Regions from separate parts of the Homo sapiens genome. Here region 1 is linked to region 2. The links are chromatin loops, found by intact Hi-C in ENCODE. Cell type or tissue: endothelial cell of umbilical vein. All regions are shown on one strand. Links, peaks and the distances in the headings refer to the core of each region. The heading gives the core; the rest is flanking DNA. Region 1 holds the start of LOC107984964 (a long non-coding RNA gene). Region 2 overlaps LINC02778 (long intergenic non-protein coding RNA 2778).

The links. A loop is a pair of places that touch in the nucleus more often than their neighbours do. Peaks named below come from ENCODE experiments on the same cell type or tissue, not always from the same donor. Only the 100,000 strongest peaks of a DNase experiment are listed, where the experiment ranks them.
Region 1: a loop joins it to region 2, with 2.7 times the contacts of the local background. A loop is called at or near these places in 1 of 110 quality-filtered maps.

The regions. Positions count from the first base shown.
Region 1 is chr1:61,627,503-61,643,544 of GRCh38, forward strand. It overlaps LOC107984964 (a long non-coding RNA gene), which reads left to right and starts at 9,606. Exons shown (of 3, transcript XR_001738095.3): 1 at 9,606-9,646; 2 at 9,739-9,806. RefSeq lists enhancers at 14,202-14,251, 14,462-14,511. In endothelial cell of umbilical vein, for the core only: no CTCF peak of the experiment used is centred there; a DNase peak (open chromatin) is centred at 9,139.
Region 2 is chr1:60,150,745-60,166,786 of GRCh38, forward strand. All of the region lies in intron 1 of LINC02778 (long intergenic non-protein coding RNA 2778), which reads left to right. LOC107984963 (a long non-coding RNA gene) reads left to right here. Exons shown (of 3, transcript XR_001738092.1): 3 at 7,571-8,061. Among named protein-coding and RNA genes, the nearest start is that of LINC02778, 44 kb to the left of the region's middle. In endothelial cell of umbilical vein, for the core only: a CTCF peak has its summit at 6,300 (motif pointing right); a DNase peak (open chromatin) is centred at 6,347.

The DNA.
Region 1 (16,042 bases), core at 6,967-10,966, 1.5 Mb after region 2:
GGAAAGCAACAATGATGCAACTGATGGACTGAGAATTCCCCAATAAGGCAACAGATACTGACTTCAAGTGCAGCGGGCTGATTTGAGAATAGCAGTAGAAATTCCAATAGTGGCTGAGTGTAAGGAGTAAGGCCTTTAAGTGGCTGGAGCAGTCAAATCCCTCTGAACCCTTCAAACAGGCCCAACAAGGCTTCCTTCCAGAACAGAACCACACAGGATAAACTTCTGGGAGTGAAATAGGAGAGGGGCAGGGTAGGAGCAACAGAGTTAAATGAAAAAGAAGGTCCAGATCGAAGTGCAGGAGGGGAACAGAGCCAGGAAATCTCAGGGAAAAAATGAAAAAAAAAAGAAAGAAGAAAAAAAAAAGAAAAGAGAGAGCCTTTGTAAAGTGAAAAAAAAAAAATCTCAAACAAACATCTTTTTTAAAGTTCAATAAAACCAAAACCAAATTTACATTAAAATGAGTAACAAACAAAGTATCAAAATCAAATACCATACAAGGTTTCTATTAAAAGGTGAAGAAAAAGAAAAAGAAAAAGCAGAAGGAGAAGAGAAGGAGAGGAAAAGACGGAACAGAATAATATCGCTATAGACAATGAAAGCATATCTGAAAGTCATGCTCAAAAACAGATCAACTTGGAAGGCTGAGGCAGGAGAATTGCTTGAACCCAGGAGGTGAAGGTTGCAGTGAGCTGAGATTGCGCCGCTGCACTCCAGCCTGGGTGACAGAGCAAGACTCTGTCTCAAAAAAAAAAAAAAAAAACCCAAACTATTACATACTATTTTAAAATGAGCTGAAAAATATTAAGAAAATAATACAATATAAATAAAATAACAAATCACAATTAGAAAAAACTCAGAAATGACATAACAGACTTCAAGGAAAAATTACCAATAAAAGGAAAAAACTTTTTTATAAAGTGAAGATTACCAAAGGGGAAAAATAAAAGCAAATAAACATGACAAGTAATGCCTTAAAACTGGGGGGTAGAAGGAAGGAAAAATTTTACAATAAAAAATTAATGAGGAAAAATAAAGTCAAGAGAAAGTGACTAATGTTGATGATGGGCAGATAAAATCCAACATATGGATCACAGGAGTACCTGAAGCAACCCAAAGCAGGGGAACAGATCAGATACTGAAGTCTTTCCTTAAATAAAAAATAACAATATTTGAAATTGCTTACTGAAAGAGCACACTGTGTGCTTAGTAAAAGATCTAAAATGGTTGTGCCATTTATATCATTACTGTCTCTCTCTCTTTTTTTTATTTATTTTTTTTGAGATGGAGTCTTGCTCTGTCACCCAGGCTGGAGGGCAATGGCATGATCTCGGCTCACTGCAAACTCCGCCTCCCAGGTTCACACCATTCTCTCACCTCAGCCTCCCAAGTAGCTGGGATTACAGGCATGCGCCACCACGCCCGGCTAGTTTTTTGTATTTTTAGTAGAGACGGGGTTTCACCGTGTTAGCCAGGATGGTCTCGATCTCTTGACCTTGTGATCCACCCGCCTCGGCCTCCCAAAGTGCTGGGATTACAGGCGTGAACCACCGCGCCCAGCCCTCTCTTTTATAATAAATTCTCACCTGGGTGTGGGGGCTCACGCCTGTAATCCCAGCTCTTTGGTAGGCAAAAGTGGGCAGATCACTTGAGGTCAGGGGTTTGAGACCAGCCTGGCCAACACGGTGAAACCCCATCTCTACTAAAAATACAAAAATTAGCCAGCCGTGATGGCAGGCGCCTGTAATCCCAGCTACTGGGGAGGCTGAGGCAGGGGAATCACTTGAACCCAGGAAGCGCAGGTTTCGATGAGCCAAGATTGCGCCACTGCACTCCAGCCTGGGCGACAGAGCAAGACTCCATCTCAAAAAAATCAGTAAATAAATATTCTCTGTTGTAATTATTGATGTGGTTTCTGTCTCCTGACTGGACACTGACTGATACAGAAAATGGTACCAGGACATAGACCCTAAGATCTCAAAGATTGGATTTGGAGATTGATTTTTGGCCGTGTCTGTGGACTGGAAAAAATGCTCAACTCTTTGTCAATGAAAAGTGGGATTCTAGGTAATCCATGTCATGCAGTGGCATTCACAATTAATAAAATTATCATCTCTGGTCAATGTGACGAAGTGTCTACTGAAGCATTAAGTCATATTCTAGTAAAATGACTGAGCTTTAAGAAAAAAGAAAAAAAAATCTTTCAGGCTTCTAGGCAAATAGTGCACATGACTCAAAGGGAAAAAAATTATATTATCATCAGATTTTTCAACAGTAACTTTTTATGCCAGAAGAAAATGGAGTAACGTACTTAAGATCCTAAAAGAAAGAAAATGTGAGCCAAGGATTTTATATACAGCAAAACAGACCTATAAATATAAAAGGAGCAGGCAAACTGTTAACATGCAAGAACTCAAGGAATATTGTTCCCATGAACCCTTCCTAAGAAACCTACTACCTCTGAGCTGACCAATACGGTAGCTACTAGCCACATGTGGCTATTTATATTTTAATTTGAATGAACTAAATGAAGTAAAATTAAAAATTCAATTCTTGCCGGGCGCAGTGGCTCATGCCTGTAATCCCAGCACTTTGGGAGGCTGAGGTGGGCGGATCACAAGGTCAGGAGATCGAGACCATCTGGCTAATACAGTGAAACCCCATCTCTACTAAAAATACAAAATATTAGCGGGGTGTGGTGGCACACGCCTGTAGTCCCAGCTACTCGGGAGGCTGAGGCAGCAGAATCGCTTGAACCCGGGAGGCAGAGGTTGCAGTGAGCTGAGATCACACCACTGCACTCCAGCCTAGTGACAGAGCGAGACTCTGTCTCAAAAAAAATAAATAAATAAAAATTCAATTCTTCAGTCAAACTAGCTATATTCCAAGTGCTTAACAGCTGCATGTGGCTAATGGCTACCACACTGGACAGTATAGATATGGAGCATTTCCATCATCACAGAAAATTCTATGGGATAGCACCATACTAGCTAGCAAGCTTCAGACCACCAAATGATTGGAGAGTCATTGACATAAGAACTAATGGTGGGTATTAGATGTATATTCAATTGCATAACTAAGACTAAATAAGGGTTAAAAGGGAGGGATTACATTATATGTCTACATAATCTGGCAAGCTAGATATACAAAAACCATTAAAATGAGGGAGATGGAAATAGCATAGGCAAAATAAAAGTATTTTTCAGTTACGCTTTCGGTAATCATCATTCATGATGGTAGTACTAGTATTGCTATTCTGAGACTATTATATGTGTCATGTGGGACAAAGCAAATAGATAATTATAGGATATTCTACTTCTATCTTGTCCTTGAGTAGCAGGATTCTCGGTGTGGAAGAAAGGAGATACAGGTGTAGCATAGAAGAGGTTAGGTAAAACAAACCCTATAGCCTGCATCTAAATTGGAAATATCAGTACAAACTAGAAACCACGATCACCCCAGTAATAATGAGCTTCCCTTGGGCCCAGACTGTGGTTTTGAAATACCATTTCCCATTTAAAGAAAGCGTGGATTTTTGGAGAAATGGCTTACAAGATGTGCCTTGAACATGTTGACATGCCAGATGGCAAGGAAGCTATCAAAGACCCCTGGGATCATGCCAGAAAGATTCAGGAGGCAACTTGAAGAGGCTCCTATTGACCAAAGATGGGACAATTTCAGCTTCAGTAAAAACTGCAATAGATTAAAGTTCATCAAATATGTTTAAATCCATGAGTTTATAATAATATTAAAGGGAAAAGCAATGAATTGCTCACCTTGTGAGGATAAAAAGGAATCCAATTCACTTCCTTCAGAATTAAAAGAAAGAAGCCTTTACCTTGCCTATTCCATATGAACTGGCTAACCACATGGTGCATAAAGAGAAGGGTCTCTTTATAAAATTATTTCAGCTCATATGAAAACAAAGTGATAGAAAGTCACAATTTTAAAACCTCTAATAAATAAATGAGTCTAGGCCTTGAGCATCACTTGCTGCTAAAATCACAAAAAGAGCAAAAATCAGATAGATATTATATGCCTTCTGATGAAAGAACATTGCCTATCGTATTGCCAGAGGAATTGAATTTGAGTCCAATCAAGCCTCTGGATCCAGCTGCCAACTTACAGAAAATCAGAGGTTAGAGAAACACATTGAATTGCTCCATGCATATGCAATTTAAAACTGTAAGATGTTGGGAAAGATTTAAGACTTTGGGAAACTCTACAGTTCAAATAGGCTGGTATAAATTGTAAGAAAAAAAAAGGAGGCACAGAGAAGGAGGCTTAGGTTAAAAATGACTGAAACATATAAATTTTAAAATGGGCATGATTAAACTATAATATTTAATGATGCACACTTAGGTGATAAAAGCTTTAAAAATGCAAGGAACTGATCACTTCATAGAATTTAAGATCGTTGTTACTTTTGAAGGGAAAGAGAGAGCTGCGATTGGGATGTGGCACTTAGGGGTTTCTGGGGTGGCTGGTAAACTTGAATTTCTTGACTCGTTGGTTACAAGAATGTTCACCTTAAAGTAATTCAATAAGCTATTAAAAATAAGATTTGAAGTCAGGCATGGTGGCTCACGCCTGTAATCCTAGCATTTTGGGAGGCTGAGGCGGGCGGATCACGAGATCAGGAGATCGAGACCTTCCTGGCCAACACGGTGAAACCCTGTCTCTACTAAAAATACAAAAATTAGCTGGGCGTGGTGGCGCGTGCCTGTAGTCCCAGCTACTCAGGAGGCTGAGGCAGGAGAATCGCTTGAACCTGGGAGGCGGAGGTTGCAGTGAGCCAAGATTGCACCACTGCACTTCAGTCTGGCAACAGAGCGAGACTCCCTCTCAAAAATAAATAAATAAGATTTGAAATATGCTGAAGTCATGATTTTTGTCATAGCCCCATTTAATTCACCACCATGGCCACTGCTAAAAATGTACGGGTTTGTTTTGCTTTGTTTTGTTTTTTAGAGACAGGATATCACTCTGTCGCCCACCTTGGAGTGCAGTGGTACAATCATAACTCACTGCAGCCTCAAAACTCCTGGGCTCAAGCAATCCTCCTGCTACAACCCTTCAAGTAACTGGGACTACAGGTGTGAGCCACTGTGCCTGGATCGAGTTTTTGAGAATGACAATGGATTCTCTTAAGTTTAGTTATGTGGCGCGTGTCAATTGCAATTACTTTTTCAAATATGTTCTCTTTACTAGAGTAAATCAACACAGCCTTGGCACTTGGAATGCAATTACGGATCTGATAAATGCTTTGTTCTCTATCCCAATAAGCAGAAAATACCAGAAGAGTTCACTTTCATCTGGCAGGAAAGCAGTTCACCTGCACTGTTTTACCTGAGGACCACAGCAACTCTGGCTCTGTAAACATTTAGCCAACAGGCCATTGATCGCCTCCCAATCCCATGGGACATCATGGCAGTTCAGTACATTGATGGTATCGTATCCTTAAAACACTGTAAATAAGAAGCAGCTGTAATCCTAGATGCCTTGATAAAATGCCTGAACATGAAAGGGTCTGAGGGAAACCTCACAAAAATTCAAAGCTCTGCCACCTAAGTACAGAGATGCTCAGACGGCATCGTAGGATTTTGGAGCAACTCATACCACAGTTGGATAAGCTGCTGGATCCATTTACCAAATAACACCTAAGGCTGCCAGCTTTGATTAGGTACCCAAGCACGTGACAACTCTCCAGCTGGTCCGGGATGCAGCATATCTAGCAGAATCATGGCACTCAAAGTGTGTAAAACAGATGAGGACACTGGACAGATAACTCCAAGAGAATAATCAGAATACAGGCACCTGGGGGTTAGAGCAAAGCCAAAAAAAAATTTATGATCAACTAGATCAGGAACTCAGCCATTCTTCCACAAACACATAGCCTTTTTTTAAGAAACATCTATGTTTTCACTAATAGAGACTAACTGTTTGGCCATGGGACACCAAGGGACCATGTGATCTGAGCTGCCTGTTATTCACTGTGTATTATCTAACATGTCAAGCCATCAAATTAGGCATGCATAGCAATACTCCAAAATTAAGTGGAAGTGTGGGATGTGAGAGTGTACTAAGGGAGGTGGTAAAGGCAGTGGTGAGCTGTGGGTCACTCATGCTCCCAGTGCACCTATTCCAGTGGGACTGCTGCCTCTTATTCAGCTCACTCTGAAAGCTTTGTGGGCAATCGCTTACAAGAAGTAACTTGAGGAAGCAAAAAAATCTGCAGGACTATACACCAGCTAAAAGTGGACCACAGGAGCTTGATGCCCTACTTAAGGGTGACTCCAAAGGACAGTAGAAAAGGGTATTATAATTATTTCAGTAGGAAAACTTCAAATGGTACATATGACTGTCCCCTTTGCCTGGAAGGAAACAGATAAGGTACAGATCTACAGCAATTTGTGGCTAGTGCTGAATGGTTTAGCTAGATGGTTAGACTTAGGAGAAACAAGGTTGGAGGGTGTTAACAAGAATGAATGGGAGAGCATTGTAATAATGCACCTCACAGAATGGCCCCAGAGTGTAGGAATATTTGTATTCTGCATGGATGTTCATCAAAGGGCACCCACTGCAGAGGAGGTCTCAACAACAGTAGGAAAAGGATGATCTGATCTGTATCAGTCAGCATCTTTCCTATTCATGCCAGAGCTTGCCCATTGTGTTCACAAATAAAGTGTCCATAGCAGTAGAGATAGCTGCTATTCATGGGTTCAATAATACAGAAAGATTTCTCCCATCTTGTTGGGTCTGGATACCACTGATGCTGAGTGCTTACTCTCCCAAGTCAGAGACTCAATTTAGCCCTCTCTATGATACCATACCCTAGGGAGACCAGAGAGTCAACTGGTTTCCTCAGTAAAATAGAAATTTATTCTAGTAATCCCGGCACTTTGGGAGGCCAAGGTGGGTGGATTGCTTGAGCTCAGGAGTTTGAGACCAGCCTTAGCAACATGGTGAAACCCCTTATCTACCAAAAATACAAAAATTAGCTGGGCATGGTGGCACACATCTGTGGTCCCAGCTACTCTGGAGGCTGAGATAGGAGGGTCGCTTGGGCCCAGGAGGTGGAAGTTGCAGTGAGCCAAGATCGCACCATTGCACTCCAGCCTGGGTGACAGAGTGAAACTCTGTCTCAAAAATACATAAATAAATCTGTTCTAGGTATGGATTTACCTAGAGTAAAGGTATTATCACCATACTCTACCTTAAGAAGAATCGGATAGTGATGTTTAAGGCAGGGATGAAGGGTAAGAAGATCGACCAGGCCTGACAGCTCACGCCTGTAATCCCAGCACTTTGGGAGGCCGAGGCGAGAGCAATGCTTAAGATGAGGAGTTCAAGACCAGCCTAGGCAACGTAGCGAGACCCCCCAACCCCCATTTCTACAAAAAATGTAAAAATTAACCAGGTGTGGTGGTGCATCCCCTCATCCTGGCTACTCAGGAAGCTGAGACAGGAGGATTGCTTGAGCCTAGGAGATCAGGGCTACAGTGAGTCATCATCGCGCCACTGCACTCCAGCCTGGGTGACAGAGCAAGAGATTCTACCTCAAAAATAAATCAATCAACAAGGATAGGAAGATCAAGTACAAAGTACCATTAAAAAAAAAAAAACCCAAAAGCTACTTAAAGTCAGGTTATATCTGCCAGGTTATATCTGCCACAATCCCTGTAACCTCCCTGCTGTCGAGCTTCTCATACTTCATGATCATGGACACTCATGAGAACAGGTGCAGTGTCCCTGTTGCTTGCCATTTTATTTGCTAGTGCTTAGCACGTTCCTGGGACATAGGAGAGCTCAACAGATATGTACTAAGTGTTTTCTGAATCTCATACATTTTAATATTTATTTGCTACTACTTAGCACCGTGCCTGGGACATAGGAAAGTTCAACAGATATATGATAAATGCTGAATCTCTTATATATATTAATATTTATCATAATGCTTTAAAAATATTTTGGTCTATGCAGGTACTCAACAGATACTTGTTAAGTGAAAAAAAAAAGATTATAATCAACTAGGTCAGGAGTCAGAAAACTACAGCCTGTGGGCTCGCCACCTGTTTTTTGTACTGCCCATGAGCTACGAATGGTTTTTACATTTTTAAAAGGTTGGAAAAAATCAAAAGAAGAATAATATTTCACAATGCATAAAAGTTATCTGAAATTCAAATTTCAGTGTCCATAAATAAAGTTTTATTGGAACACAGCCACACTCATCTGTTTACATGTTGTCCAGGGTGATTCTGCACTACAACAGCAGAATTGAGTCGTTATGACAGAGATCATATGGCCTGCAAAGCTGAAAATATTTACTATCTGGTCCTTTACAGAAAACGTTTGCTGACCCCTGAGCCAGATCTTCCAAAATGTGGAACACAACAGTCTTGAAGAAGATGGTTAATATAGTGCTGTTTCCTTCTTTGCCCAATATCACTCCTTCACCTCAATTTCTACTAAAGAAAACAAACTGGTTTTCTTATATTCCATGGCTCTGAGGTAAGGTTTATTCTGAAACTTGCCAGTACCCGTAGGCTCCTCTTGGCCATGTCTGAAATAATTAGATATACAGTAGCCAAGATAGATAAATACACACAGAGAGATGGAAGGAGAATGACTGAGAACATCAGAGGAAAAGATGGAACACCACACTTGGGTGCACTAAATCCATAAGGGAAATTTTTCTTCTGTCAGTATCAATTCAAAACTATGTAATTAACACTATTTTTATTATAGTGAGATGTTTATTGCGATTACTGACAGAACTGTCTCAAAACTGATATTTAGTATAGTAGGGTTTGACCTGTATTTGGAGAAGCTATGTTTTAAAATAATACATTGAGATTCACCAAGGAAGGAACCATCAACTCTTCCCAAAGATAGAAATTGAAGAGTTTCTTTTCCTGAAATAATTATTTCATTAAATGTTACAAGTTGATATGTTTTAGTGATTTAACTTCTTCATCAGTCTCTGCAAAATGCATCATTCCATCTCTCTACTACTCATCTGGAGGAAACACGTGCTAGTAACTGACTTCCCTTTATTTTTCTCTACATTCCAGATTCTTTATCGTTTAACTTTATTACAGGCAAGCAGAGCTTGGTCCGTATTAGAGTGACAAAGACTATTTCCTTAATTACTGTACAGAGATAATAGCATTTATTCTGGCAGTTCCCGTGTTATTCAATCAGGCAAGATCCAATACAAAAAAAAGCTGATTTGCCAAAAGGGAGATTAGCATAAGTGCCTACAGTCACATTCTATTTTTTGAAGTTTACGGCTTTCAGGGAGCACTTCTTGTTGGAAGTTCTATTTAAAAATTATGGAAGGATTATGATACTAGTGTCCACCTGATAGAGGAAAACAAGGAAGGCAAGTGGGCCATTTTAGAAATCACAACTGTTAAGCTAATTGCAATTTTGAAAGTAAACCTAATGGTACTGCAGAAAACAAGAAGAACGACTCTAATGTAATCCTGGCAGCATTGTGATTTCAAACTGCTAAACCATGCAATGTATTTACTTTTCCTTTGTGTGGGCTTGCATATTTACCTTCACCAAGGATATTTCTCTGTTTCGTGGTTATACATTGCAGCACTCATGACTGATGAATTATTGTCAAGGACAAACTAAGGTTCTTGCTTTTTACCAAAACGACTTTTTATAAAACACAAAACTTTTCCACAGGGGAAATGCAGATTTAGCATTATGCATTTTCGTTAACAGGTTTAACAGGATGGCCTACTACAAATGGTGAATAAAATGAGAGCAAACTTGGGAAAGCAACTGCAAAGGTAAGATTGAATTAAGGGTAAATATATGCAAATTGTCCCAGCCCTAACGCTGTCTTCTGAGGAAAATGCCAGTGCTACTGATTATTTTTTGGAATTTAAAATGGCAGTCACCCAATTGTTTTGCCCTTTACTGCGATCACTAGAAGGAAATACTTCTAACCCAACCCAAAATGTCACTTCTAAAGAAAAAGTATGTACATATTCCCATAATAACCATAAAGCATGGGAATATTTTGTTTTATTTTACTTCTTTATCTTTTCAAGCTGTTAAGACTATTTCTTTTTTGTTTTTTACATTTTTAAGATACATATGGGGTCTCACTATGTTGCCCAGGCTAGCCTCGAACTCCTGGGCTCAAGCAATCCTCCCATCTTGGCCTCCCAAAGTGCTGGGATAACAAGCATGCACCACCACACCCTACATCCCCAACAAACCTCTTCTAGGGTTCCTTGTAATCCTATCTACAGTATCATCCAGAAATTCTCATTGAGTCCATTTCAACACCTGAAAAGACATGCGATGTACAGGTACTTCTCTGTAATGTGATACACATCCTCTTGGTTAAAGGGTTTTAAAGTATCTCAGGACTTAACTTACAAATCTCATAAATAAATACTGTAGCCTGAGTTTGGCCTCAAAAAATAAGAAAGGATACATAAAAGAAAAAAAGATCTGATGGAAATAGGGAAAAAAATTATTATTTGTTAATCCTGAGTGGTGGGTACAGAGATGTCTGTCATTTTCTGGTTTTCTGTATTGGAATGCTTCATAACTTTAAAAATTGTTTTTCTAAGGCCAAGAAAAGCTAAAGAAGTTACCAGGTGCTCAAATTCTAAATGAAGAAACGAGAAGGACTAGGGAAAATTGCACTGCATTTTTCTTTTTCGGGGTAGTAAATTGAAGAAAACGCTGAACTGCAGTTGCATTGAAGGGACAATGATCTAGGGGGTCCCTGGGAGCAGTATTCCTATTCCATTGAAGGAGGTGAGCCAAGATACTTATAAGCTCTAGAGAACCTTTAACACAGGAAGCTATTTATCATAACAAGCTTGGTTGATACTGTTCCCATACTGAACCAATTAGGTTCGCCTATTTCGTCATACTTCATAACTTGGGATGATAGGTTTCCAAGTATGGTACAGTGTAGTAATTGAATTTTGATCAAACACACATGGCCCATAACCCACTATGTGAAATTTTCAGAACAGTTCACAGCTTTTAAATATCCAGTCAACATGTTGCCAAAAGTACAGGATGTACTTGATGCAAGGGGGAGAGAAAGGGGAGGGCTGAATCTTGGTAGAGTTGTAAAACAAATATTTTTGTTCTTGTTCTCTTCTTATTTTTCAAATAGCAGTGGGGAAAGGCCATGGGATATCATATCAAAACTCAAGTCTTCCCCTTGCTTGTTCCATGTGCGTAAACATCCTTAAGTCTCATTTCAGATCAGCATTTTCTTTTGCATGAAACTATTTTCACGTCACAGGCCTGTTACACACGACCTGCTAGCATTCTCCTTCCAGCACTATCCAAAAAGTATTTCTTGACAACCTACTATATGTTAGATACTGGGTCTCCTGGTAAACTCTTTTGAACAAAGAGACATGATCCCTGCCTTCATTTGATCTACTGTGGATGGAGAGACAGACATAAAATACATAAAAACATCAATAATTTTTTATAATTGCAACCACTAATAAGTAATATGAAGGAAAAATAGGGCATCAGGAGTAACGATAATGGGGATGTGATTTATCCAGAAAGGAGGAAGTAGAAAGGAGAAGCATGGACTGCATTTCCAAGGCAGTGCCATGTATGTTGAATTCTGAAAGATGAGAAGTGATCCAAGAGAGTGAACGCTGAGAGAAAGTATTCCCAAAAGAAGTAGGCAAGTAAGCATATGGATAGGCCTTGAAGTAGGCAAGAGTTTGGCAAGTTCAAGGACCTGAAGTCTAGTATATTCAGTGAGAGAGCCGCTAAAAAGATACTGGGGGCCAGACCACACAAGGCCATGCAAAGGATTATGCAAAGTGCAGTCACTGAAAGCTGGTAAGCCAGGGAATGACATGATGGGAGGCAGGCAAGACTAGAAGCAGAAAGACTAACTAGAAGGCTTTGGCAATTGTCCAGCTGGGAAGTGATAATGGCTTGGAACACAGCAATAGCAAGGATGGAGAACAGTGGGCAGATCTGGGAGATATTGTGGAGAAGAACTGACATGATTTGGTGATAACTGGATGTGGGAAGTGAGGGAGAGGGAGGCTCCAAGGACATTTTCAGGTTTCTAGTTTGAATGACTTAATGAGTAAAGTCTAATGAATAACAACTTGTTAGTATAATCCGCAAGACTACACCAAAGCAGTAGGAGAGCTACACAACTTTCACAAGCTCCCATGTCTGCAGGAGTGCTCTGCTCTCTTTGGATTCTGTAGGAACAGAGGCATCAATCAGGTGCTGGGAATACAGAAATTTTCCACCAACGTGCTCATCAAACTTTCCTTTACCGTAAGCCAAAAGAATGTCTCTGAGCTATGAACATCAGACTTTAATATAAACTTTAAAATCTTACTCTCAGCTCTACGGACATGGTTATAGGTGTCTGGCAATTGAACTAGGAGAGCCTGAAAGTAAACACATTGTCTCTTGGAAATTGATGAAAAAACCAAGCATGTTTCTTTATTCATTCAAAAGATTTTACTGAGCATCTTTAGCCTGAGAAGTAGGAGGTAAATTAGACGTGTTCCCTGCCTGGGCAAAGAGTATATTCTATTAGGGGAGAAAGAGGCATACCAAGATGTGCGTAACACAGTTATGCAGTACGTAGTATGTTACATAGATCTAGCAAGACAGCGACATTTAACAGATGACAGGGAGGGGGTGGAAATTCGGTGCATGGGCACGGCTATGAAAGATTTCAAAGAGGCTGTATTTGAGACAAGCCTTGAAAGACCAACAAGAGTTTACTAAGCAGAGAAGAGGATGGGGGAGAAATTCCCAGAGGAAGAAACAGCACAAGCAAAGGCACGAGGGTCCTGAAGAGCACTGGGTATTTGGGGCTAAAGGGTAAAAAGAGCAGGGTATCTGATTCCAGATTAAAATGTCATCCCTCTATTCTGAAATCTGAAAAATACTAGCAGCTTGATTTGTCCACAGTCACTTGTGCCAGGTAGAGAATCCTAATTCGTGTAGGCCCAAACCAACAAGAACCTCTTGATGTGACTACTGCCTGAGTATTGCAGTGTTCGTGGGAGCTTTAAGTTTACCTATCCAGATGGGAGAACCTCTTTCCCGAAATTCATAAGCAGTCCCACAACTCCGCCAATGCTACAGGACCCAGCTTTCTGAGGCACCTAGAAAGACATGGCAGTGGCCCAAGGTGATGCTTAGGTGGGCTGGCGAATGCACACAATAGAATGTCTGTCTGTGACATTTAATCTCACTCTGGCAAACTGGTGCAGCTGCCCTTGTACAACAAACGGGAAGGCACAGTGAGTGACCACCACCAAAAACAAACAAAACAAGTGTGTGCGTGCGTGTGAGCTTTAAAATTTAATAGCTATTCAGACAGTCCTTAGAGAAGGAATTGGCAGCTTCGGCCTCCAAGACTGCTCCCCCACCTGTCTCCAGGCACTGCAAACACAGCTGTGTAAGAAGGAGACAGTCAACGCTTCCAAGGAAAGAAATAGTGCAGTCTTGGGGGTGGGGTGATGATGAGAGCACCTTTCTCACAAACCCACGTGGGACAGGGCCTTGTCTAGCAACCGCAAAAATAATCGAGCAGGACGTGGTCAATCAAGCTCTTTATAAAACCTCATGTTAAGTAAAATCATTCAAGATCCAACTCAATGGCCACCTTAAACCCATGTTTTAAAAGCATGAGACAGAGCACACAATTCATGCTCAAAGGAGAACGAGGTAGCATGCATGCTGGCAAGACGCGCATTCAGGTTTGCTCCCGGTATCAAGATGAGACGTAAAGACGATTTATGCACTGTCATAGAACTTGTAGTTCCTCACACAAAACACAGAACTTCCTGGGAAAGTGCCTAGAAACTTCTTTATCTGTATTTCCCCAGGCTGCAAAGTGCACACATTTTTAAAGTTCAACTCTTAAAAAAAAAAAAAAGTCAGCAGAGGCAAGATTTCAACAGACGCCGGTCCAAATGTTAGCAATTCTAGAGTGGTCAGGGGTTTGCCGCTCCCAAAAGTAAGGGGGAAATTAGAAGAAGGAAAGAAGTCGTTTTCGAAGACGAAAACCAAAGCAAGGAGGTATTTTTGGTATCATTTTAATCACAAAATAGCACGAATGCGGTCTGTGCCTGTGCGCTACCCAAACGTCGATTTGAATACCACTGAACGCTAGTTTGAAAATTTCCATTTTTGTAATTTGCTTTCTTTTGTTAAGCCAAGACTTGAGAGAAACCTGGCAGCCGTCTCTAAGTCTGGCACGATTTCACCTCAGACGCACTCGGTTGGTTTGGATGTTGAGGGAGACCGCACATGAGAGAGGGAGAAGGAGGAAAAGAGAGCTGGAGAGCAAACCTACCGCTCGGCGGCCGCCGCAGAGAGCAGGCCCAGGGCTTCTCAGCCGGGGGATCTGGCTCCACCTACAGGAATCAGAAGGCAAACCTAGTAGACGCCTCGGCGTCTGCAGGAACCCGGTGGGGGCTGGGGGAACTTTGATAATTGCCTAGAGAATTTCCTAGCCAGTAGGAATGGGGGTCGGTAGAAGTGGTAAGGATTGGGAAGCAGGGATTTCCATGACCAGATTACCCACAGTCATATCAGATTCAGCGATTCTTATTTGGAGGAGAAAAGGTATCATGTCACCTCCTATGACCTAGGAATTTTAACTGGTTCCAGGTAAACCCCATTTGAAAGCAAAGGCAGCACCTGGTCCCAGGACAGGCCCAGCACATAGCATGCTCAGGCAATAACATTTGAATGAATGAATGAATGAATGAATGAACTGAATAATCCAATCTATCAAATAACAGAAACCTAATATGATAAAAAGAAAACCAACCCCCAACCCCAACACTGTTTTTCAGGTATATGTATGAGTTGTCAGGCATTTTTGATGGCTAGTAATTACTACAAAAATCCTGCACCATGTAGGCTAGTCGTGTTCCACCTCCGATGTGCCAGAGCAGTGATTGAGTACCACCGATTTCATCCCATGCCCTCATTTGCCAACGAATAAACAGAAGCTTGAAGAGGTTAAATGCCTTTTCCCAGGTCAACCAGTTTGTTGGTGACAGAACTGGTTTGGGGCTAAATTTTCCTGACCTGTCTGGTATTTGTTTTCTAAGGGCAGGAGACTCATTTTGCATTGGCCTGCTGGATGCCCTCAGCCGATTAGCTCTCACAGGAGGAAGTTAGCTTCCCCCACCCACCTGTTGGCCTGTCCCTGGGCTTCTGCCCCAGCTTCTGCTCTGGGCCACAGCCTCTGCTCATGCTGCTCTACTCCAAAAATCAAACGCTGCCTGGAGCTAATGCCAATGGTTGCTAAACTTATGAATTCATTTCCTAAAGCCTGAGGGACAGAATCTTTGAGCCTGTGGTTTAGTAAGCTACAAACAGGCAGGTGCTTTGTTTTGGCAACACAGGTGTCTTATATACAATATCTCCTCCATCTATTTACCCAAAGCACTTAATAAGCAGTTACTGAGTTTCCCAATGATAGTTATAGAAGAAGATGTTATTTACCAATTGAAAAGGAATTTTTGCCGTAGGCAGTTAGCACTCAGTTTCCAGATGAAAAGGTGAAGATCCTTCTGGGAAGTGAGATGCTGTGTGCATTATGTGAGATGAATATGATCCAGGGAAAGATAGCAATTAAGCAGATCCAGATTCTTTTTTTTTTTTTTTTTTTTTTTGAGATGGAATTTCACTGTTGTTGCCCAGGCTTGAGTATAATGGCGCAATCTCGGCTCACCACAGCCTCCACCTCCCGGATTCAAGTGATTCTCCTGATTCAGCCTCCAGAGCAGCTGGGATTAGAGGCACCTGCCACCATGCCCGGCTAATTTTGTATTTTTAGTAGAGACGGGGTTTCTCCATGTTGGTCAGGCTGGTCTCAAACTCCCAACCTCAGGTGATCCACTAGCCTCGGCTTCCCAAAGTGCTGGGATTACAGGCGTGAGCCACTGTGCCCAGCCTAGCAGATCCAGATTCTAACCACAACCTGTCTATAAAATGGAACTAACACTGTCATGACCTCTGAATGGATTAA
Region 2 (16,042 bases), core at 4,591-8,590:
ATAGGCTCGATCTCCTGACCTCGTGATCCGTCCGCCTCGGCCTCCCAAAGAGCTGGGGATTACAGGCATGAGCCACTGCGCCCGGCCTGAAGTGGTTTCTTTTTATAGATATGATTAATTCTCAATACTTTAGGCTAGAATTTAAGCCCTTGCAAAATTTTATTATGCCCCACCACCAACATTATACTTAAGCCAAAGTGAACCAAAATGAACCATTCGCCATTGCTATTAAACATTCTCAAAATGTCCTGCCTGTATGCTAATGATAATCTGTTCTCTCTGTTTGGATAATCTCTCTCTATCCCTCCAGCATATTTAAATGTGTAATAAGGGTGCGCAGAAAGATACAAGCCTGTGAAGACAAGGATAAGGGAAGTACAATATGCGAAGGTCTAGAAGATATCTATTAGACTTGGCATAGGAAAGGTCTGAGTGACCTTTGCCAGGATTGTTTCAGTCAAGTGTTGGGAATGTTGGTGGATTGAGGAGTAAATGGGAGTTGAGTAACTGGAGGCAACAGAAACACATTATTGATCAAGATAGAAGATGAAAAATGAAGTGTAAGAGAGAGGGAAACAGGAGAGCTCAGAGCATGGTTTTAGGTAACAGGGGGCAAAAAGATAGACAGGAAGAAATTTAAGATCTAAACTTAAAGAACATGGGAAATAACATAATCGAGAAGAAATGTGAAGAAGTTGGCCTTGTACATGAGGAAGGACACTTAGAGAAGCCTGCGGTAAAGTGATGACTTTCTAAAAATGGAATGGAATTAGCAGAATGAATTTGTAGCACACATTTACCACTAAGTAGCTGGAGAGTCGGGATGTCCCTGGATTTTTGCCATCCAATATATAATATTAGGACAGTCAGACCTCTAATACTGATGAGGAGTCACACAATATTTCAGGTTGAATAAAATCCTATCTTCTACCTTATGCTTGCATCCATGTCACAGAAAAGATGTTTACTCTCTTAACTTTAGTGGTTGGGGATTAATTTCTACATGAAACAGAAAATTCAATTTTCAGAAAGCCTTAAGTATCAGAAACTTCTCTTCTAAATAGAAGTGTCTACCTCCCTGCCATATGGTGCCTGTTTTGCCCTTAAAAGTTCCTTAAGACTTGAATTTCTCTTCAAATATGTCTATAGTGATGGGTTTTTTTCTTAAACCAAATTATTCGGTCATTCCACCGTTTTTATCATATGACATAATTTCCAAACCTTTCATTTTCTCAGAGATTACTTTTTGGATGTACCAACATCTGTTTAAATTGTGATATCCAAGAATAAAAATATTATTCCAGATATGATTTGATCAGGGAAAAGTAGTGAAGAGTTCATTCTAGGCACTTGGTTTTATTAAGTACAGCCAAGATACTGACTAAGATTTATTGAGTACTTATTATATGCAGGCAATTTCTTAAGAGTTTTAAATGCGTCATTTTATTTAATCTTTATAGTAGCCCTATAAAGTAGGAACTATTCTTATTACATTTCACTGACTGACAATTGGAAGCCAAGATGGGTTAAATAATTTTCACAAGGTCACTGAGCTAGTAAGTGGCAGAGCTGGAATTTGATCTAAGGTTTGCTTGACTTCAGAATTCAAGCTTTGAAGTGATACATGATAACTTCATGTGTGTTGATAGGTGTCACTCATTTCCCTTCCATCCTATAGGTTTCTTGAACCAAGTGCTGAGCACGGAGTACAGCACCAGAGGCTCTCATGGAATGGGGGTTGAATCCCTATGGTGCAGATATTACTAGCTCCCATTTTGCAGCTGAGAAAACCGAGGCTCAGTTTAACAACAAATATTTACTAAGAGCCCTACTAAGTCCCAGGCATAGCACTGTTGCCAACAGTGAAACAATAGTAAGCACAGAGTTTTATGAAAATAAAGAGTCCTATATCTGGACTCACAGGTCAATACTATTTCACAACATTACAGCTTTTCATCCAACAAAATTTTTCAGAATCAATGTGGAAGAATGAAATTTGCCATCTCTAGCAAATAAAAAAAAACTGTTCAGGCAAATGAAGATGTCCCCTTTCGATAGTTTCTGGAGAGAAAGATGTGGTTCTGATGAGGAAAACATAATAATGTTCAGTCAAGGAGTAGAAAGAGGCTTTCTTTAACCTCTCTCCACAAATCTAAAGTTTTTTTAAATGCCCGTTCCCCCCACCTGACAAATGTAGCATTCTTTTAAATATGTAGTAAAAGTGTAAATCAGAACAAAGACCATATTTCACACCAAGAGGCTTGTATATCCATCAGGTATTTATGGTGCTGCTGTTAGCCAACTCTTCCATCTGGAATGTCTTTAGTCATCTTTCATCTGGTACACCTATTAGAGGAATGCCAGAGCCATCCATAACAAAGGGGCTCATCTTTTAGAACCCCTTTGGCAGGAAGGAGAAATCCAAAGGTTTCCCATAAAGCCTGTGTTTCACATTGCGTTTAATGCAGTTGTTTGATATGATAATGTCTTTGGGGGAAACTTGGCCCTGCCCCTCAAGGATAATAATGGACAGTTATTTTATTCTGTTGTGCTGTCTAATGAGGAACCATCTATTAAAAGCACAAGGGTTTGTATAATCTACAAATTATAGAGGGAAGAGATTGTAGATCCTTTTCCTCCCTCCAACAAAACTAAAAGACTTGGCCAAAAAAAAAGAGACCTTATTATTATTTCTAAATTGGGTGGTGAGTACCTGTTATCATCTAAAACCAGTTAAAAAACAAAAACAAATCGGGAAAAGTTTAATGGACTCTCCCATTAAACATAATTGAATATTCTTAGAACAAAGCTGTTACACAGATATTTTCCAGTTTGTTCAAGTAAAGGTAAAATATAAAATCTAAACATGAACTTTTAAAAATAATCATTTCCAAAGGATGAATACATCGCTGGGAAAAAAACAACAGCTTTAACTGTCACTTTGAACACTGCAATGCTATTTCATTAGTCCCTCAGCAGAATGTCTCATTATGAAAATAATATGTGGGGAGTTCTTAGTTCAAAAAAGCCAGGAGACAAATTCATTGCTAAAATGTTCCAGAATGTCTCAGAAGGAAATAAAACTACCAGAACTTTCATCCTATTCCAACCACAGACACAATGTCCATGAGGAACTGTCATTCTTTTTGACATGACTGCTCAGTATAGGGTTGGGAAATGCCTCCAAGCAGAGGAACCCATTCTGGAAGCCACTCTAACTGCTCTCATCCTCAGCATAGATGTAGAAACACAGGCCTGCAAGTGTCTCCTATCAATTAGACATTCAGAACGGAGAAGGGCTGTCTAAATGCATGGGGGTGAGGAAGCTGCAGGGCTTTATGCCTTATTAATTGGACATTGCTATTTAAACTCTTGAAGACTCCAAATGGTTTTGGCATGTGGTCAGAACCATAAAATAAATGGACTCAATAAGTGAAAAGGAATACTCTGAGCTAGGCCATTTCCTGTTCCTCCCTAGAATCCTAAACTGTGTCTGGTACCAGAATTTCAAGCTCAAATCTCAGCTGAATACTCAGCAAGCCGTTAAGTGCTGCTGCAACTGTAATTGAGACTTTTCTTCTTCTCCTTTTAGTTCTGGCCTCTTCAAGAGGTGGTGGCGTGAATAAATAACCACCTTTATTTTAAATTGGCCAATGAGTCTACTTCCGTCGAAAGAAATTGCCCAGCAAAATAAAGCCTCACTTGATTTGTACGTGTGTGGGTGGTGGGGGTTGGTGGAGGGAGTATTTCATTAAGTCATAGTGCCTCTTCTTCCATTTGAATGAGTTCTTCCATGCAAATTATCCTGAAAAGAAGTCTACTTCTGGCACTAAGCATGGAAGAGGGTCTATTTCCAGAAAAGAAGGTGGCAGGACAGACCAGAGTAGGTTCCCATCTGTCTTTGCTTCTTTAAGAATCAAGACGGTCTTCTGAAAACAGACTGCTTCATCCCATGAAAATGAGCAGAGAGTCTGGTGATAAAGCAGACACCCTGCCATCGGCATCATCCTGATGAACACTGCATTGCTATTTCATTAATCTCTCACTTCCATGCTTCTCTACCTGTTTTCAGCGCTGTTCATGTCTCCTCACAGTGTGTCAACACAGTGGAAGGAAATAGAGTGTTGGAGCCATCAACACTCTCACTTTCCCTCCTCATCCTTGTCGAGCAGATTATGCTTTTGTAACTGGTCACAGGTAGCAGGCCAAGAGAGACCTTCTTGAGGGACTGCTGTTTAGGGTGTTAAGAGATAAGCCAACGCGGTCTGTTGGGAAAAGCTGGGGATAGGCGCACTCCTCTACCAAGTCCAGTACAGGAGTTCCTTCAAAGAGGCTCTGCTAAGGGAGCGTAAAAGAGGGGGAAAGGAGCCATCCTTTTTGGCCACGGACTCTGTACCAGATGTTCCCTTTTAAGAGTTTCACATACATTATCACACTTAAACCTCACAGCAGCAGTTTGAGGGAGATCTGACTGCTCCCATTTTATACATAAGGACACTGAGGCTTAGAATCTTAAATGATGTGCTTAAGGTACATGCTATGGACTCGAAAGTTGAAAACTACGCCTGTATATGCCCAAAGTCCTTGGCAGTTTCTGCCAAAGGCTCTTTGTGCCACTTCATGTGAATAATAAAACACTCTGACACACCCCTCCACCCCCACCCTATGCCTCCTATCTGCCTTGGTGTTTATGTCCATTGGCTCTCATCTAAGCATTTTGCATTGGGTGCTTTTTGGTGTCTCAGTTCTTACCCTGCAACTCTACTCATTGCCTTGGCTTTGGTAACCAATATTCATTTTCTTCCAAATAAAACCTAATCTTGGCTCCAAAACTCTATTTCCTTACACTGTTGGCACACTTTGAGGAGGCACGAGCAGCCCTGAAAAAAGGTAGGGAAGCATGCTGCAGAATTTCAAGCCTCTCTCTCTATTAGTTTATTAATTTAAGATAGAATTCAGTGTTAAGAGCATGGGCTTTCGGTTCACTCAGAAGTGGGTTCCAAGCCAGACATTTTCATTAGATGGGTCACTCTGAACAAGTTACTCATGCGCATCAGCCTCAGTATTCTCTTCTACAAAATGGGGATAGAGATGTGCTCCAACCAGATTTATTGTTAGGGTTACGTGACATAATGTATGAAAGCACTAAGCATAGAATAGAGTGCTTAGTGAGCACTTAATAAATGGAAGCTATTATTTACGGTAAATGTTTGAAATTAAATGGTCACCATATTTATTGTAGAGTTGATAAATGAAGCTCATATCCCAGGGAAGAAATGAAACAGTATTATCATAGCATACTTATTTACCTTCCCCCAGAATGCTGAGGTCCTTTCCTACCTCTTCGTGGAAATATTCCTTGCTCTGCAATTTTTCATGTCTTGCAAGCTTCAATCAATACAATTGATTTAATGATTAATTTATTGTGTTCCTCAGTAAAAGCCCAGCATCGACTTCTTAAAATGGAATCTTATCGCATTTTAGACAAACAAAACTAATTGGCGACAATCATTTAAAGGGGAAGCACAAAACATTCTATACACACACACACAAAGTCAAAGCAAATAATGAGAAAAAAAGCTTGTATTATTTTAAGAATGCAAAAGTAGAGGATGAGTTGAAGTGTTCAGGCTTTCTGATTTGCTGAGCTCAAAAGATCATTTGGGCCAATTATGCTTATCTGTGAACTGACATTATTCATGACCTTTACATCCTGCCCTCTCTAAAACGACTTCAGGATTTTTTTTTCTGCTAGTAGTATGAGGAACAGTTGTGCTCTTCATTGCCTCATGGTTTGTTTTTATCTCAGACTAACCATGAGGCCTCCATCCTTCCCACTGGCATGTAGAAGATGTAGAGACAATCCTTGTATTGCATTTCTAGTTATGCATGTTTTAGATTGTTTCATTTCAAATGTGTGGGGTTTTTTTATTTCTACCATTTTGTTTCTCCTTGCTTCATCTTGCCCACCAAATTATAAAATGGATTACCTAGTGGAACTTCAAAGCATCTTTTTAGTTGCCTGTGTATATTTGGAACAAGGTAAGGGATAAATAAATACAGAAGTTAGGGGAAAAAAAAGTCTAGTTTCTTGTTCTCCTGTGCCACAGCCTAGTTTTGTAGTTGGCTACTTGCATAGTATTTGCCTTCTGTAGAGAGCTAATAGACTCTACCAGCAGCTCCCCACCCTGGTGGTTGGTTCTTTCTTTGCTGTCCTATCCTCTCAGGTGCCTTCCTTAGAAAGTCTGAGAAGGCTGGTGAGCCTCCAACCTGTGGGAGGTGGTTAAGGGAGGGCCTCGGGAGGCTGACTTGGCCACATGGTGTCAGTCTTGCAGCACTGATGTGAGAATTCTGGGACTTGTCTTTGGCAGCAAGAAATGTTCCATGCTTCCCCCATACAACTCTCACGTGAACCAGGATGAAATAGCATTTGTTAGAGGTTTTGTCTGCTCCAGGGGGAAGGGATAGGAGCTCTCTTTGAGATATATATATATATATATATATATATATATATATATATATATACTTTCCTAGCTGAGCTGTGTGTATGGTAACTTTTACACAATGGAAGGAACAGTAATTTTAAAAAATAATTTTCTTCACCAGGAGCCTTCTTGGCAAGATTGTCCACCCAGCACCACACTGAGTGAGCCTGCTGAGGCAGCCAAGTATCCTGGTGAAATCCTGGGCTTTGGAGCCTGACAGACCTGTGTTTGCATTCTCATTCTCCTAGCCCTGCACCCTGGCTAGCTGTGTGACCTCAAGCAATTTTTAAACTTTCTGTGCCTCAGTTTCTTCGTCTCCAAAATACCATTTATAATACCCATTTCAGAGGAATGCTGTGAGAATTAGGTTGGGTTGGCTTATAGAGCACAAGCTTACCATAGGTGCTCAGTGAATGAGAGTTATCAATAAAATGTGAGCTGCTCTCTATTTTACGTTTAAAATATATCTTCTACATTTTTTCCACAGAAACCAGTCAGAGAGGGAGAGAGAGAGAAAGCACTACAGTGGGGAGTGTGTGTGTATGTGTTTGTGTGTGTGTTGCTCAAGTGATGTGTACAGGAAGTAAAATCCTCCTAATATATTACATGTGACAGCTGCTGAACCTGTATCCTAACATCTCTTTCCCTGCCCAATAGTTCCATGACTCTCTCCTAGTGACAATGAACATTTCTACGATGCTTACTAATGACAGACAGCACAACACAGAGCATGAAACAGCCTCTCCCCAGGAACAGAGCTCAGCAACCCTATGCTCTAGCATCATCTGCACCAATTCTTTGATGTTCTCAGTGCTGGAGACAGCCTACTCAAAGGAATGCAGGGTTTGGAGTCAAGGAGTCAAGTGTAGGTAGGAATTTCAGCTCCCAGACTTAACTAGCTGTGTAAGCTTGAGTAACCATTTACTCCATCAAAGTTTCACTTTTATAATTTGTAAAAATAAGAATAATGCCACCTAATTATTAATGTTGTTTTTTATTGGGGGTTAAATAAGACAGCACAAGTGAAAGCTCTGAAGACGAAGGAAATGCCAAGTCCCTGGTAAATATTTCCTGTTCACTTTTAGATGAAGGCTCTCAGGACTGCCCAATCTGATGGAAGAAATTGCCTTCCTAGACTTGCCAGCATCTCTGGGAACTGTCTTGAACTCCATATCAGAGATATGTAGAGGAGGAAACACACAAGTTCTCTTTCAAACACATTAAGTTGGAGGTGTCTGTTGAATCGGTAGGTGGAGATGTCTTCTGGGTTGGATATACAGGTCTATAGCTTTGGAAGAACTCTGGGTGGAGATTAGGAAGTCGTCTGAATTGAATGAATTTCACTCAAGCAAATAACTTTCTTCCAGGTATTCCCAGTCCCACTTCCCTTCGTCAACTCAATTTAACACATGCCGACTGTTAGGCCCTATTTTCTTTCAGAGAATCTTAGGCTAGCTGGAAATACTGTTCTTCCACTTGGCTCATCCACTCTTGCTTGGACTCCTTCCATTCCTGCCCAGGTATTACAGAATATAGAATCCACGTGGAACTATGAAATTCTGTTTTCTAAGCCATGGCTTCCTACCTTATAAAATTCAGTGTTTCAGATTGATAGTCTCTAGGTTGACCTATGATATGACACTGTTGTAGAATCCTAGAGGGTTGCTGATTACCAGTAACAAACATCCTCTTTTAAGTATTGGAAACTGAGGCCCAGAAGAGCATCTAAGTGATTTTCTCCATCACTGCGAAACTCAGAGCCATCACATCAGTCTGCCTCCTTACTTATAATGTGGTAGGTTATGATCTAGATGGTAGTTCAATTACTTAAGGGGTCAAGGATTAAAGTGTGGCCCTTCTCATGAACCAGCTGTTTAAAGGATTGAAAGGGAACTCTCCAAAGACCTCAACACATAGAACCCTTCATTAATATGAATTATTGTTGACATAGACTTAGACTTGTCATGGGTTAGAAAAAACTCTGGCCATCAAATAAAATGATGAACTGATATGAACTGATAAAACAGTATTCCTCTAAAGGTAAGAGTCAGATGGACCGAAGCTAAGAGTCAGATGGACCGAAGCATCCTATATGCTGGTCCAGTCTTGGCCAATATTTCCCAGTGTGATTATGGAACATGAGTCCCTTGGGGTGCTCAGTTAGAGAAAAAAAGAAAAAAAGCTTTGGAAGAGCTAAATATTCTCTCTCATGTCCTTAAAGGTTCACGGTGAAACAGTATATTAAAAGCTTTAGTTCTAAAGAAATCTGCTCAGAGTTTGTACTCAGTTCAACTCCAGTCTCCCGAATCATAACTAACCATAGAACCTAAAATAAAGCATACATTAGCATCCCATAGAGCAAGTGTTTTTGTGAAATATCTTACCCACTTTGAAATTTCTGATATAAGCACAATTTTGGGTACTTGGTTGGTTTTTAATCTTTCATTTTTGCAAAAATCCAATGACGTGGACATTGTTTATAATGTTAAATGTTACATTGTTTAAAATGTTAAATGTTATAATCATTTTGTGATGAGGAAATGGGACTCAGAAAGGTGTGGGAACTTTGTGAGGCTCACATCATCAATATGCTCTGCTTTTTGCCCTGCTTTTCATTTTATGTTGTTTATAATTTTTCATATATCTATGATGTATCCTTCTTCTGTGTCTTTTTTCATAATAATCTCTATGCCTGGAATTTGAGACTCACCATTCCTGGCTGATCTGTCTTCTTTACCTTTTAAGATGTAGGTCAGCAACCATCTTGGCTGCATTAAGTGTTCCTTCTCCATGACCCCAGAGAAAGCTCTTTATCACTATCTTAATATTGCTCAATTTATTTTGAAAGTTACCATTTATGTGCCATCTTTTCCCAATAACTTATAGGGTCCTTAAGAGCAGATACTGTGTCTTCATTCTTCTTTGTGTACCTCCTCACATGCACAGTACTTATCTTATAATAAATACATGTATATTAAAATTCCCGTAGTAGTGGCTCAGAGTCTCTCTTTTATACTGAATTGAACTGAACTGAACTGCAGCCAGTTCTCCATAACTTCAAAACCCCAAACACTTATCATTATACCACACTGCATTCCATTCCAGCCATAAAAGTTCTATTACATTTTGGCCCAAATAACCAATGGACCTATTTTTGGTCCCATGGTAGCTGGGAATTCTGTGGAGAATTGCAGCAAACAAATTTGGGAGGAGAATGGACACCTAAACTCAAACTTATATTACAGCAAAGACGGCATTAGCAATCTATACATAAATCCCTTAGTACAGGGCCAGGAACAAAGGAATCTCTCAGTAAACATTAGCTATTATACAAGCTGTTAGAATTTCAGAGAATGAGTTCACTCATTGTCAGTAATACTTTTGTTTTCATAATGCCTTGAGTTAAAGATGAGATTCCAGCATTTTTGTAATTGAGTACTTTTGCTGGGTAGATCCAACCTGAAAATTAAGATTCCAGTATAGAGCAGGTGTAGGTAAGTCAGAAGCCACTGGCAAGGCATTCTGGCAGAACAGGTTTGTTTCTCTCAGAGTGAGCTATCTACCCACAATGGACACTATTATCTACAATGGGGGTGTCATCAGGACTCAGACAGAAGAGCTCTGCCTGGAAGCCAAATCTCCCTCCCTTGGCCAGGTGCGATGGCTTACACTTGTAATTCCAGCTCTTTGGGAGGCCGAGGCTGGCGGATCACGAAGTCAGGAGATCGAGACCATCATGGTTAACATGATGAAACCCTGTCTCTACTAAAAATACAAAAAATTTGCCAGGTGTGGTGGCATGCAACTGTAGTCCCAGCTACTTGGGAGGCTGAGGCAGGAGAATCACTTGAACCCAGGAGGTGGAGGTTGCAGTGAGCCGAGATTGCACCACTGCACTCCAGCCTCGGTAACAGAGCGAGACTCCGTCTCAAAAAAAAAAAAAAAATCTCCCTTCCTTCCCCACTGCCACTCACATTTAGCACCACCTACCCATTTAACAAGGCTCTGAAGCTTAAGTGTGCCTGTATTTTTTGAAATTTTGTCATTTTAATTCTTTAAGAAGAGATTTATAGGGTTTTACTGTTTGTGTTACTACCTGTTACTTTCTCTTTCTCTCCTAGTGAAGTTTTCGAGGCATCTCTTCTTTCCCCGTCTCCTCGCTCCCCATATCTGACACTAAACCCTGAAGGTTATTATTTATAAATAGCCCCCATTTTCAGTCTCTGGTCTATTCACAACCTCATATGCTCTGAAACATTTGAATAGGCTCTTGACTTGTCTTCCTATCCCTGGTCTCTATCGGGGAACCTGCCCCCGATAGTCATGTAGGTTCTTTTCTATTTTCCCTAAGCATCAGCTGGGTTGATAAATAAAGGGACAGAGTACAAAAGAGAGAAATTTTAAAGCTGGGTGTCCGGGGGAGACATCACATGTCAGTAGGTTCCATGATGCCCCCTGAGCCATAAAACCAGCAAGTTTTTATTAGGGATTTCAAAAGGGGAGGGAGTGTACAAATAGGGTGTGGGTCACAGAGATCACATACTTCACAAGGTAATAGAATATCACAAGGCAAATGGAGGCAGGGTGAGATCACAGGACCACAGGACCGGGGCGAAATTAAAATTGCTAATGAAGTTTTGGGCACCATTGTCATTGATAACATCTTATCAGGAGACAGGGTTTGAGAGCAACTGGTCTGACCAAAATTTATTAGGCAGCAATTTCCTCATCCTAAGAAGCCTGGGAGTGCTATGGGAGACTTATTTCATCCCTACAGTCTCAACCATAGAATATGGCCACACCGTAGCGGGGCATTTTAGAGGCCCACCCTCAGGGGTGCATTCTCTTTCTCAGGGATGTTCCTTGCTGACAAAAAGAATTCAGCGATATTTCTCCCATTTGCTTTTGAAAGAAGAGAAATATGGCTCTGTTCTGCCTGGCTCACCGGCGGTCAGAGTTTAAGGTTATCTCTCTTGTTCCCTGAACATTGCTGTTATCCTGTTCTTTTTTCAAGGTGCCCAGATTTCATATTGTTCAAATACACATGCTCTACAATTTGTGCAGTTAACACAATCATCACAGGGTCCTGAGGTGATATACATCCTCCTCAGCTTACAAAATGACAGGATTAAGAGATTAAAGTAAAGACAGGCATAGGAAATCACAAGGGTATTGATTGGGGAAGTGATAAGTGTCCATGAAATCTTCACAATTTATGTTTAGAGATTGCAGTAAAGACAGGCATAAGAAATTATAAAAGTATTAATTTGGGGAACTAATAAATGTCCATGAAATTTTCACAATCCACGTTCTTCTGCCATGGCTTCAGCCGATCCCTCCATTTGGGGTCCCTGACTTCCCACAACAGGTATCATTAAAATAAATTGTCCCAGTTCCATGTCTCAAGATCTCCCATAAATCCCAGGAAAAATTAGAACTACTCAACCGACAAGGAAAATTCTTTATAATCTATTCCAGCCACTTCTATGGCCATATCTCATCATTTGCCTCTCCCTGTCCAGGTACACAGGTGCACACTGAACCTTTTACCATTCTCCATTCTGTGTCTCTGTATATTCTCACTGTCAGTAATTCTCTACTTTCCCATGTGTTTGGCAATTCCTATTCATCCTTCAAAACTTGACTCAGACATTTCCCGCTCTGGAAGCTGCTCTTTCTCCTCAAAAGCCATGCATGTAGCTATGCCTCTGGGCTTCCACTGCACTTTTCCAGGCTTCTGTTGTGTTGGTGCACATCGTTGCTCTTCTTTCTTTAACTAGAAGGAGAGCTGTGGCAATGTCTGATGATCCTTTATGAAAGGAATGAAAAGGTCAAAATGCTATTTGCCATGGGGCACTCTATCCTTCCCTGTGGCTAGTCTATAAATCTTAGCCTCGGTATACCTTTTGCTAGGTAATCATTAAGACTGAGAGGGCCACATTGGACCAGATGGGTAGGATGAGACAATGAATAAAGGGTTACTAGTTACTTGTGACTAATTTCAAGCTCAATATTACCATTCTCCTCTGTTTCCTTTTTTTTTTTTTTTGAGACAGAGTCTTGCTCTGTGGCCCAGGCTAGAATGCAGTGGCACAATCTTGGCTCACTGCAAGCTCTGCCTCCCGGGTTCACACCATTCTCCTGCCTCAGCCTCCTGAGTAGCTGGGACTACAGGCACCTGCCATCACTCCTGGCTATTTCTTTTTTGTAGTATTAGTAGAGACAGGGTTTCACCATGCTAGCCAGGATGTTCTCAATCTCCTGCCTCGGCCTCCCAAAGTGCTGGGATTATAGGCGTGAGCCACTGAGCCTGGCCTTCTTTTTTTTTTAATTTAATTAATTAATTTATTGTTTTTTGAGACAGGATCTTGCTCTGTCGCCCAGGTTGGAGTGCAGTGGTGAGATCTTGGCTCACTACAACCTCCACTTCCCAGGCTCAAGCAATCCTCGTGCCTCAGTCTCCCAAGTAGCTGCAATTACAGGTGTGTGCCACCACACCCAGCTAATTTGTGTATTTTTAGTAGAGATGGGGTTTTGCCATGTTGGCCAGGCTGGTCATGAACTCCTGGTCTCAAGTAATCCACCCACCTTGGCCTCCCAAAGTGCTGGGATTATAGGTGGGAGCCCCTGCGCCCAGCCTGAAGTACACTTCTGATCCACTTATTTCACATGGGGTCTATTCCAGCTCCCCAGAGTAGACAGGGATTCAGACAAAAACCCTGGCAAGGAATAACCAGGGCACATGCGGTTGGTGTCTTTTATATTTTCTCAGGGAACTTCAGTAACTAGCAGGGATTTGTGGGATGCTGGCTCTATCACAATCACACATCATAACACCCAGCATATTGAATGGTATTTGTTTCTGTGTCTTTCTTTCCTGTTAGACTGTGAGCTCTTGTTCTAGTCCTGTGCTGAGCCTTGTAGCAAAACAGAGCAGAGTGAACTTGGCGGCTAACTGTGTGGACTTTGGAGAGAGTCAGCTTATATTCAAATCTCATTTGTGCCACGCAAGAAGGTATGACCTCAGGCAAGTTATATTAGATTTCTGTGCCTTGGTTCTTCATGTATACATACAGTGAGAATGACAATAGCACCTTTCCTACATTGTCGTTAAGATGATCCAATGAGTATAGAAAATTTGTGCTTGTTACATAGCCGACATTGAGTAAATTCTACTTTTAACCATTTTTATTCATCCAGGGCTTAATATTTTATCACGATACAGTAGGCACTTAATAAGTATAAACAAATAATTAAGCATTAGATGGCAAGTTTTTCATGGCACTGTGTAAATTAGCTTGAAACAGAGTGGTGTTGTATAAAGAGCATGGGTTGAGAGCCTGAATGATGAGTTTGAATTATAGCTCTGCCACCTCCTACTAACATTAACATGGACAAGTCATTTAATCTGTCTCAGCCTCAATAATATGGTATTTCATCCCGGAAGTAGGTGTTAATAGTATCATCTATTTTCAGGTATTTTGGGCACCATTTAGCAAAATCTGTTAATTGCAATATACTTTGAAAAATGCCCAGTTGATCTAGTTAATACATCTGAATTTTGAGAATTAAAACAAGCAGTTATTTTAATTTAAACCATATCTAGAAATGTTAACAATCCCAAGTAGAGGTTATTCCAGGATCTGTTTTGGTGAGAGGGTGAAACAATTAAGGCTAATTGGGTCTGAGGGTGGGAGCAAGCAGTGGTTAGGTAAGATTCATTAAGCATTAATTTTATGCCAAGGTTTTTCCTTAGCTGTCATCCTAAGAACCACACTGTTAGCCACAATTAAGTCCATTTATAGATTAGGAAACTTGCAAAAAATCACAGACCTGAAGAATAGCAGTTCCAGATTTCAAAACCAGATTTGTGCTCTTACTGGGATACTACACCGCTTTATGAAGCAGTAGCAGTGATTCTCACATAGGGCCCGACACATAGTTGGGACTCAATGAATATTTGTGATGTGATGGATGGATGAACACTAACAAAATTCTCAGCAAGGTTAAATGTTTTAAAAAGTCACAAGAAGTCCAAAGAGCTCTAAGGAGCTTAGGGAGACAGAAAGTGTTTCATCCTCCATGTCAACTACTCAGTGACTGAAAGGAGAATGATACCAATTTCAACAAGTGCTGACTGAACCCACAGACATCTGTGAGAAAAGGAACACACGTTTCAAATGCCTCCCCTCCAGCTCCGTTTGCCGAGTTGACAAGTTAATTACTCAGCTATCAGGAGATAACTTGGTAGTAGTAACACATGTAACTGTGTAATTATCAGGGGTTCCAGTAGTCGCTGTGTAATTATCAAGTAGTTTTCATGAAACAACATGTGTTTGCTTGTAAATATACAATTAAGCGGTGTTGCCACCATTAACTATGAAACAAAACCAGCATCTGGCACTTAAGGTACCAGCTGTGGGTCCCTGCAATTAAACTTTTCTTCAAATAGGACTAACTTTCCAAAAGGCACAACGTCACAAAAACCTACAGAAACACATGTGATACCATTGATAATTCTATTCTTTTGCCTAAAATAACACTTTCTATTTTTCCTATCATACTTTAAAAATTTTGTCTATTCTTTAAGGTCAAGCTCATATGCCAGCCTTTTCCTTGTATTTTGTAGATTCCTTTAAACAAGATGTAAATTCTGGATCCCTAAACTCTCCAAATCTCTTTGCAACTCTTATGACTTTGAACACATTCTACCTTGCTGGGAATCTGGGGCATATCTACCCATCAGTCGTGCCACAAATATATATTGAGCCCCTATTATGTGTCAGGTCCTATGCTAGGCAATGGGAACACAGTCAGCAACAGAATAGATATGGTCTTTGCAACCACAAACTTTACAATATAGGAGTAAAAATATGTATATACAAATAATTACAGATTTGATAGACCTTTTAAAAGAAGAAGCAAAAGTCTAGCATTATGAGTGTTAATTCTCTTATTAGTCTAAGTTACTGAAGGTGATACTCCAAGTCTTATTTCTTCATTCACCCAGTAATTATTTATTTCACATGTACTTTGTGATATTGCTGTGTTTTGTGCTAAGGATTTCACAATAAACAAGATAGACATCATCCCTGTTTGCAGAAATCCTCAAGGTGTCTACTTCAGAGCCTGACACTCACCAAGTACTCAGTGCCTATTTGTTCTTGCCAATGACATCAGCTAACACCCTGATATACATTTATCAATATATTTATCTTTATGTTGTCCAGGAGACTCTAGTGATGTATATTACCACAATCCCTTTGATGTTCATTCCAGCAGTATTTAGAATGCAGAAGAATGGGAAACAAATTTGGTCCCCAACCACAGACTAGAATCTTGATAATTTCATTCCATTAAAACTTCTCTGAGATATGTTTGATTTATAGTTGAATCACACACATGAATATTAATTACATTGTCTCTCAAATTGTTCTATAATCCCTGCATCTATACCAGGTCTGTCTTCCCAGTCAGTCCCATCTCATCCATATGATGGTACCTCCCTGGAGCAAGTTGACCACTTAATACCTGTCTAGATCTGCCAAACCTCCATT